Linked DNA regions of Homo sapiens: all the other regions are linked to region 2. Evidence: chromatin loops called from intact Hi-C (ENCODE). Cell type or tissue: psoas muscle. All regions are shown on one strand. Region 1 has its middle 14 kb from the start of SLC9A2. Region 2 overlaps TMEM182 (transmembrane protein 182). Region 3 has its middle 8.2 kb from the start of TMEM182.

What was found. Peaks named below come from ENCODE experiments on the same cell type or tissue, not always from the same donor. Only the 100,000 strongest peaks of a DNase experiment are listed, where the experiment ranks them.
Region 1: it touches region 2 in a loop (2.9-fold over the local background); 7 of 110 quality-filtered maps call a loop at or near these places.
Region 3: it touches region 2 in a loop (12-fold over the local background); 78 of 110 quality-filtered maps call a loop at or near these places.

The regions. Positions count from the first base shown.
Region 1 is chr2:102,603,977-102,606,476 of GRCh38, reverse strand. No RefSeq gene overlaps it. Among named protein-coding and RNA genes, the nearest start is that of SLC9A2, 14 kb to the left of the region's middle. In psoas muscle, no CTCF peak of the experiment used is centred here; a DNase peak (open chromatin) is centred at 1,466; H3K27ac peaks cover 2,258 bases.
Region 2 is chr2:102,804,879-102,807,378 of GRCh38, reverse strand. The region is part of intron 4 of TMEM182 (transmembrane protein 182); the gene reads right to left. Among named protein-coding and RNA genes, the nearest start is that of TMEM182, 44 kb to the right of the region's middle. In psoas muscle, a CTCF peak has its summit at 939 (motif pointing right); a DNase peak (open chromatin) is centred at 938; H3K27ac peaks cover 2,337 bases.
Region 3 is chr2:102,752,536-102,755,035 of GRCh38, reverse strand. It overlaps a transcript of TMEM182 not described here. Among named protein-coding and RNA genes, the nearest start is that of TMEM182, 8.2 kb to the left of the region's middle. In psoas muscle, a CTCF peak has its summit at 1,297 (motif pointing left); no DNase peak of the experiment used is centred here; H3K4me3 peaks cover 112 bases; H3K27ac peaks cover 1,188 bases.

The sequences.
Region 1 (2,500 bases), 200 kb after region 2:
TTTTTAGTAGTACTTACAAGGGAGGTGACAGCCTCCACAGTGCCAGCAAGAAAAGACAACATCCACATCCTAGTTATAACTAATGGTATCTTCAACTCCTATCCTCTCCTATGCTAAGCTGGATATCTGACTGGAAGAAGAAAGAGCTGCGTCTTCAGGATTATACAAGCACACGAAAAAAGTGCACACACACATACACACACACTCCCAGTCTTTTCCATTGCAATATCTGCATTTACATCTGTAGAGAATGAGGTCCTTCAAGAATGCACTGACTTGCCAGGCACAGTGGCTCACACCTGTAATTCCAGCACTTTGGGAGGCTGAAGCAGGTGGATCACCTGAGGTCAGGAGTTCAAGACCAGCTGGCCAACATGGTGAAACCCTGTCTCTACTAAAAATACAAAAATTAGCTGGGCATGGTGGCTCATGCCTCTAATCCCAGCTACTTGGGAGGCTGAGGCAGGGGAATCACTGGAACTCGGGAGGCAGAGGTTGCAGTGAGCCAAGATTGCCACTGCACTCCAGCCTGGGCAACAGAGAGAGACTGTCTCAAAAAAAAAAAAGGCACTGATTTGCTCAAAGGTCAGTGCCAACCCCAAGTAAAGAATCTTGCCTTCTGACTCTCAGCTTGGTCTCTTCCCATTTGGCTAAATGACAACTGGTACTTTGATCATTCAAACAGGTTAGTGTGCCTTAAATATTTATTTTCAGGTATCTACCCAAGATTGATTGGGAAGTTTTTCATATGAATGTATGGCCTCAATAAAAGATGCTTGGTGAAGGGCCAGGCACAGTGCTTCACACATGTAATCCCAGCACTTTAGGAGGCTAAGGCAGGTGGATCACCGGAGCTGAGGAGTTCGAGACCAGCCTGGCCAACATGGTGAAACCCCATCTCTACTAAAAATACAAAAAAATAGCTGGGCGTGGTGGCAGGCAGGCACCTGTAATCCCAGCTACTTGGGAGGCTGAGACAGAAGAATTGCTTGAACCTGGGAGGCGGAGGTTGCAGTGTGCCAAGATTACACCATTGCACTCCAGCCTGGGCAACAAGAGCGAAACTCCATCTCAAAAAAAAATATATTATGTGAATAAAACAGAATTTCAGATGTTCAGAATTTCAGACATTAAAGAGATTACACACTATTGGACTGTCATTATAAAATATTACATTTACATCAGTGTAAATGAGATTTAGGAGGAAAGAGTCAGATAATGACAGAAGATAAATGAAAATTATTTTTCTGGTCCCAAAGAATGCAGGAACAGCTTCCTGACCTATGGAAAAGAAAGAATTGTCCATTTTCCATGGAAAATACAAGCTCACTCAGAAGGTAAAATGAAATCTAGCTAAACCCAAGAAACTTTGTTTTGCAATACACACACACAGTCACACACACGTGCACACCCTAGCTCAGGCATAGCCTGGATTCTCAGCAAGGGAGCCAGGCAGGGCCTTTACTGACACTGGCACCTGCTGCCTTGCATGCCCTATTTTCTAAAGACGCCACAACCCTGCCTGCCCCTGGTAGAGAAAACAGCTGCAGACAGGAGGCTACAGTGACTAAGCACAAAAGCAGATGAAACAGAGTCCCATGCAGTAAGGCCTGCAACAAAGGTCGTTGGCTGTGATAAGAATCTCCAGAGTTGTTGATAAAGAAGAAACAAAATCAGAAAAGAAATCTCAGCACAGAGTTTTTCACCTGTTCTATATTTACTCACACAATGATGTTCTTACTATTTTTCCAACTTCAGTTGCTTGTGTACTGACAAGTGAAAAAAGGATTCCATCTGATGTTAATATATACCTAGCTCTATCCATCTTTTTATCTTAGATTTTGATATAAATATTTGCACTCCCATAATTTTTCCCCATCTAAACAAGGACACATGCTTCCTTTTCTTTATAATCCAATCCAAATCTAATTCCAGGGTTTTACTGTATTTTCACCTTGTCTGAAAACTCTCTCTGATTATTCTCTTCTTCATATCATTACACCATTAGCTTTGGTTCCAAAGAGAAGATATTACAAGATTTATGCTTACAACGATGACAAGGAAAACTTGGAGTTAGACCACAAGGGAAAAATGAAAATGTCCCTTTACCTGAAAATAGAAGCTAGGTTGTGTTCACAAGAACAAATTATTTGACTATATTTAAATCATTTTTAACAACTGATGGGGCTCACTGCCTGACTGAGTCATGGTTAGATTGTGAAGACAATCAAAACATATAAAATATTCTCGCTGTCTTGCCATGTGTACATCCAACAGAAAGTACTTGTTTTTGACTTTTGAAAAACATGACCGCAGTGCAATCCAGCCCTTACTATTTAAGAACCAGTTCTTAAAACCTGTTGCATAATTCACTGACATCAAACAAAGCCGTGGAACCAGTTCCTCTATTGGGCTGTAACAAGAAGACAAGAGACCACTTCTTTAAATCTTTTTATTAGATTATGTAATTGTCTCAGTAAGTAGACCTACATTCATCTAC
Region 2 (2,500 bases):
TTCATTTTCTCAGACTTGTTTTCCATTTTTTCTCCAATTTTCTGACACAGCCTTAATTCTTTCTGCTGTTACAATATCATGATTACACTTTTCTGATTTCCAAACACTCATTGCTGCACACACTTCATCATTCTGCTTTCCAAATACAATAATTCCCTCTTCCCTTTCATTTTCTAGACTCATAGTTTGATTTAGTCAACAACATATATAAAATGCTGATTGGGTTTCTCAAGCATTTATAACTTTCTTAGATTGTCATAACAATTTTTATCATTAAACATCCTACATACCCAGTGCTCTGTACTCTACTGAGTAACAATCATTAACAGAGAATGACCATGGGGGTTTACCTATTTCCACAAGTAATTAGGGGTTTAATCTGAAAATGAGAATTTCATCTAATGCCAAGGAAATATTTATTCACAAGAATTGAGTTTCAGGAAGTAGGATGTGATTGAGGGCACACCCCTGGATTCTGACTGCCCTGGTTCAAATCCTGCCTCAAAGTTTCACACTTTACACTTTATTGAGTAACCCTGAGCAACTTTCGTACTGCTCTGTCTCAGTTTCTTCATTGGTAAAATAGAGAGGATCCAAGTGCCTACCTCAGAAAGTAGTCATGAGGACCGAACAGAGGAAAAGTCCTGAAAACAGTGCCTGGAACATGACAAACAACTAATAAGCATGGGCTAATTTTGTTATTATTATTATTATTATTAAGCTTTGGCACGAGCTCCTGCTAATGGTTAGCAAATGTTACTCTCTGAAATCTTCTAAAGCATCAGAGATTCTCATGTGACTGGGCTATTTCAGGACAGGCCAAGAGGCAAAAGAATAAACTCGCTGTGGTGTCTTCCAGTCCTGAGATTTCAGAGGAGTAAGGGAATGATGACCTCCAATGCATCTCCCAGTGTCTTTCTGGAACTCTCCACGAGGTGGCACCAGTCACCCCACAGTCCCATGACAAAATGTTTTGCCAAGAACAGAAGGTGAATCCAGGCTCAAGCTCGTTCGTATTGAGGACAATTTCTTCTTTGAGTGTCCAGTCAAGCCAACCGCCTTCCCCTGCCCATCAGCCCTTTACTTCTAGGAAGTAAAAATTCTTTTCAGGACAGACCGTTAGCCTAGGTCAAGCACATTAGGCTTCTCTTTCCATACACGAAAATGTAAAGAAAACAAATGGCTCAGAAAAAAAAAATTATAAAACTTAGTGAAAAAACCAATACAATATTTTTTGGCCACTCACTACTAGTTAGTTCTGAGCAAAGTGACTATTTGGGGGATAGGATGGTTTTCAATGAAAGGAAATATTTGCAAAGAAATTAAATCCCTTAGTACTGAGTAAATAGTAGATAGTAATGAGACACATATTTTGAAAAAGGAGAATAAAGCTTATGGAAATTCAGTCTGCCTTTTCACTGTGACAAAACCTAATTCCAGACCAGAGACAGTATGGGTTTTTTTTGTTTTTTTAGAGACAGGATCTCGCTCTGCCAGGCTGGAGTACAGTGGTGCGGTCACAGCTCACTGCAGCTTCCAACTCCTGGACTCAAGCAATCCTCTTGCATCAGCCTCCCGAGTAGCTGGGACTGCAGGCACCACCACCACACTCGGTTCAGAGAAATAATCTTCTCACTTTGCACATCTGAAAACCGTCTTTCAGGATAAAGATTAATGATGCCTCATTATAGTATGTCATATGAGTAAAAACATTTGTTTGCCAGGCCTGTCATTTTACTTCTTAGAAGAACAGCACATTTTTTTTTTTTTGAGGGAACGATAGGAGTGTGGGGAAGCATTTATTCAAGTTTGAAGTTTAAGGTTGTTCAGAAAAGCTCCACCAAAGGTATTCCTGAGATGGTGATTTATCTGGGCAGGTGTTAGACCGTGAACCAGAATGTCTCCAACAAGGTTGGAGGTTGGGTGGACAACAAGGTCCGTCAGGTTGGGTGGACACTTACAGGAAAGCAATGGCTCTCTCCAAAGAAATGGCTCTGTGTCTCCTCTCTTCACATTCTCATTCCTCTCTTCACATTCTCACAGCCTTCACCCAACTAAGATGTTCCAGACTCAAGGAGCAGGCTTTGGGATTTGATTTCCTCATTTTCTCCCATATTAGTGCCCCATTTTAAAATGGATTCTAACAACCAGTTAGACACATTTCCACTGAAGAGCAATGCGGGGAAAATAAGCTTGCAAGGAAGAATCAGAGAAAGAAAAGTAATCACATTTAAAATATTTTTGTAAATAAAAGCCGTCACATCTCTTTTCTATATAATATTAAGCAAGGCTGACTAATGCTGGCATTTGACATTTGTGGAAAATGTCAGACCAAGGACGTTGGAAAATCCACATTAAAATTTGAAGGAAGGTGTTCCCATATTATAACAGGATCAGTGTCTGGATGACAGTGATTTTTTAGACAAATCCCAACTGTGACAATGGAAGGCACAAAGCGAGTCTACAAAGCAGGTACTTTTAGAAATATGAGTGTAACTAG
Region 3 (2,500 bases), 52 kb after region 2:
TAAAAAGCAATCTGTTAAAATCTAGAGTCCACTAAGATCAATAACATTCCATTACGGTAAATTCTACCCTGGTTTTCACAAGTTAAATAAAACTGGATAAGCAATAGCTGGATGACTATAAGCAACAGAAGGCTTTGCCTGCTTTGATTCAGTATCTTTTTACTTAACTTTTTATTAAATTGTTTATATTATCAGTAGGTACACTGAAACTCAGCAGAAATCTCAAGTCACGTTATTAAGTGATCATAAGCAAAACATTCTTTTTCTATAGTCAAAATTTCTAATCCTAATGTTGCAATATTCTTAATTAGCTCAAAATATCTGATGAAATGATTTAAACATTCCCAAAACAAAATTAATTCTAGTCTACTTTTGTTTAAAAACACAAGCATGCCATTGCTCAACACCTAACGATGCAGAACAAATTTTTAAACAAATGCAGAAATCAAACTCCCATAGCTTCTACACACTGCAAATCCATGTTCTAGAAAACTGGAATGGTTTACCAAAGAAAGTTCTGACATCTTTTTTGGAGATTTTAGTGTAGATTCTTTTTTTCATAGGATAGTATGTTGTAGGTGTACAATACTTCATCTGCCACCCTAATATCCAAAAGTCTCTGAAAACCCAAAGCTTTTGGCAAAGCAGATCTGACCAACATGAGGCCATACAGTGTGGATTCTCATATATTTTATGGCATAAATACGAATGTGTTTGATTTATTTCAAGGTTCCCCAGGTTCCACGAGTGGGTGTTAGGTAATGCACAGTATATGTATTGTGTTACTTTTCTAAAATCTCCAAAATTCTGAGTTCTAAACACATCTGGCCCAAAGGATTACACATAAGGGACTGTGGCCCATCATCCTAGACACAAGACGGTAAACTGAGAGATGACCCGAAGAACAATTGCTTCCCTATGATAATTATTGAAACAGATTTTTACTGCCTATGAGCCGCATGTCTCTGTGATTCTACTGACCCTTTAATATTAGTTTTGTATTACAGTTTGTGATTCTTGTGTGGCGTCCTCTCTACTACCTCCTTTACCCATCAATATAAAACACGGTCATATTGTAAGCATTTTCAGGGATTATTCACAGGTTTTCTAGTCTTACATATAGTACAAGAACAACAAATAAACTATATAGGACAATAAGTGGTTCGGTTTTTGTTTAGTGTTGCATCTCTTACACCTAGCACAATGCTGTAAGGTAGGTGCTCAGTAAAAATTCAGCTATTCATCTTACTGAGCTTAATTAAATTGGTTTGAATACTGCCACCTGCTGGCCATAGGCAAAATTTGCATTCCAACGAACATTACAGTCAGTTGTTGGGAATTTTTATCTATCAAAAATGAAGAACTGGCTGAGCATGGTGGTTTATGTCTGTAATCCAAGCACTTTGGGAGGCTGTGGAAGGAGGATCTTTTGAGCCCAGGAGTTCTAGACCAGCCTGGGCAACATAGCAAGACCCCATCTCAATTTTTTTTTAAAAAATAAAAATACATATAGTAGAACAACGACTTATTAGTTTCACATTATTTGATGCCGAATAGCCTTAACTAAGATGAGTTCATCTAAGCATCTAGACCCCAATGAATAGTTTACACTGAACATGACTACAGCAAGATCCATAAGCTCATTCACCTCATTAATTTAGGCAGTTTATGCTTATTTAAATTGAGAGTCACCTATACAAGTAATTCACACCAAGGGGGCTTTATAACAAAAATACCCTTCCCTCTGCAAAAGGGTTTGCTATGTAGCTCCAGCCTCTATTTCACAAAGGATTCTATTAATACATTTAAGTATAGTAACTCTTGAAGGCAGTGGGGGGGGGAAGCTTAAAACTCATTTGTTAAAATCCTGCCTTCAAATGCAATAAGCACACAGTAAAACATTTCATAAGCAAAACTGGGGACCAAAGAGTGAAATCATTTAATACAGAATTTGGGGAATTTTAGAAATCAAAATGATGTAACTTACAGAGATAGATCTATTTTATAAACAAATATACATTTTAAACTATTGTAATTTCAATTTAATTTCCTCATTCGTTTAGAGTTAAAATAATTCTTTCTAAGCTTGCATATTACATTTCATAAGCCAGAAGCTGTGTGAATGAAAAGGTTCTCCTCTTCTGTCCTTCAGTTATAAAAGTGCTCTGCACATTTCTTTTGTGCAATGACTTGAGTCTTAATTTAGAGAAAGAAAAATTCTGATTTATCTTTGTCTCTGGGGTATGTTACTAGTTCCTTCTTTATCAGGAAACATGTAATGGACTTGCAAACTCCTTTCCAACTGACTTTCCAGACGAGGTGCTTGTAAGAGGCTCTAATGACCCAGCAAGTTCAGGTCATATGGCCCAAAGGAAAGACAACCTAATCAGTGAGAAAGAGAGTGAAATGCAAGGAGACACGTTGCTGTAACCAGAGTGCCACCATGTCTCCAAGAGGAAACAGCCCTTGCTGTTGCATCACTGTAAAATAGTCAGAAGTG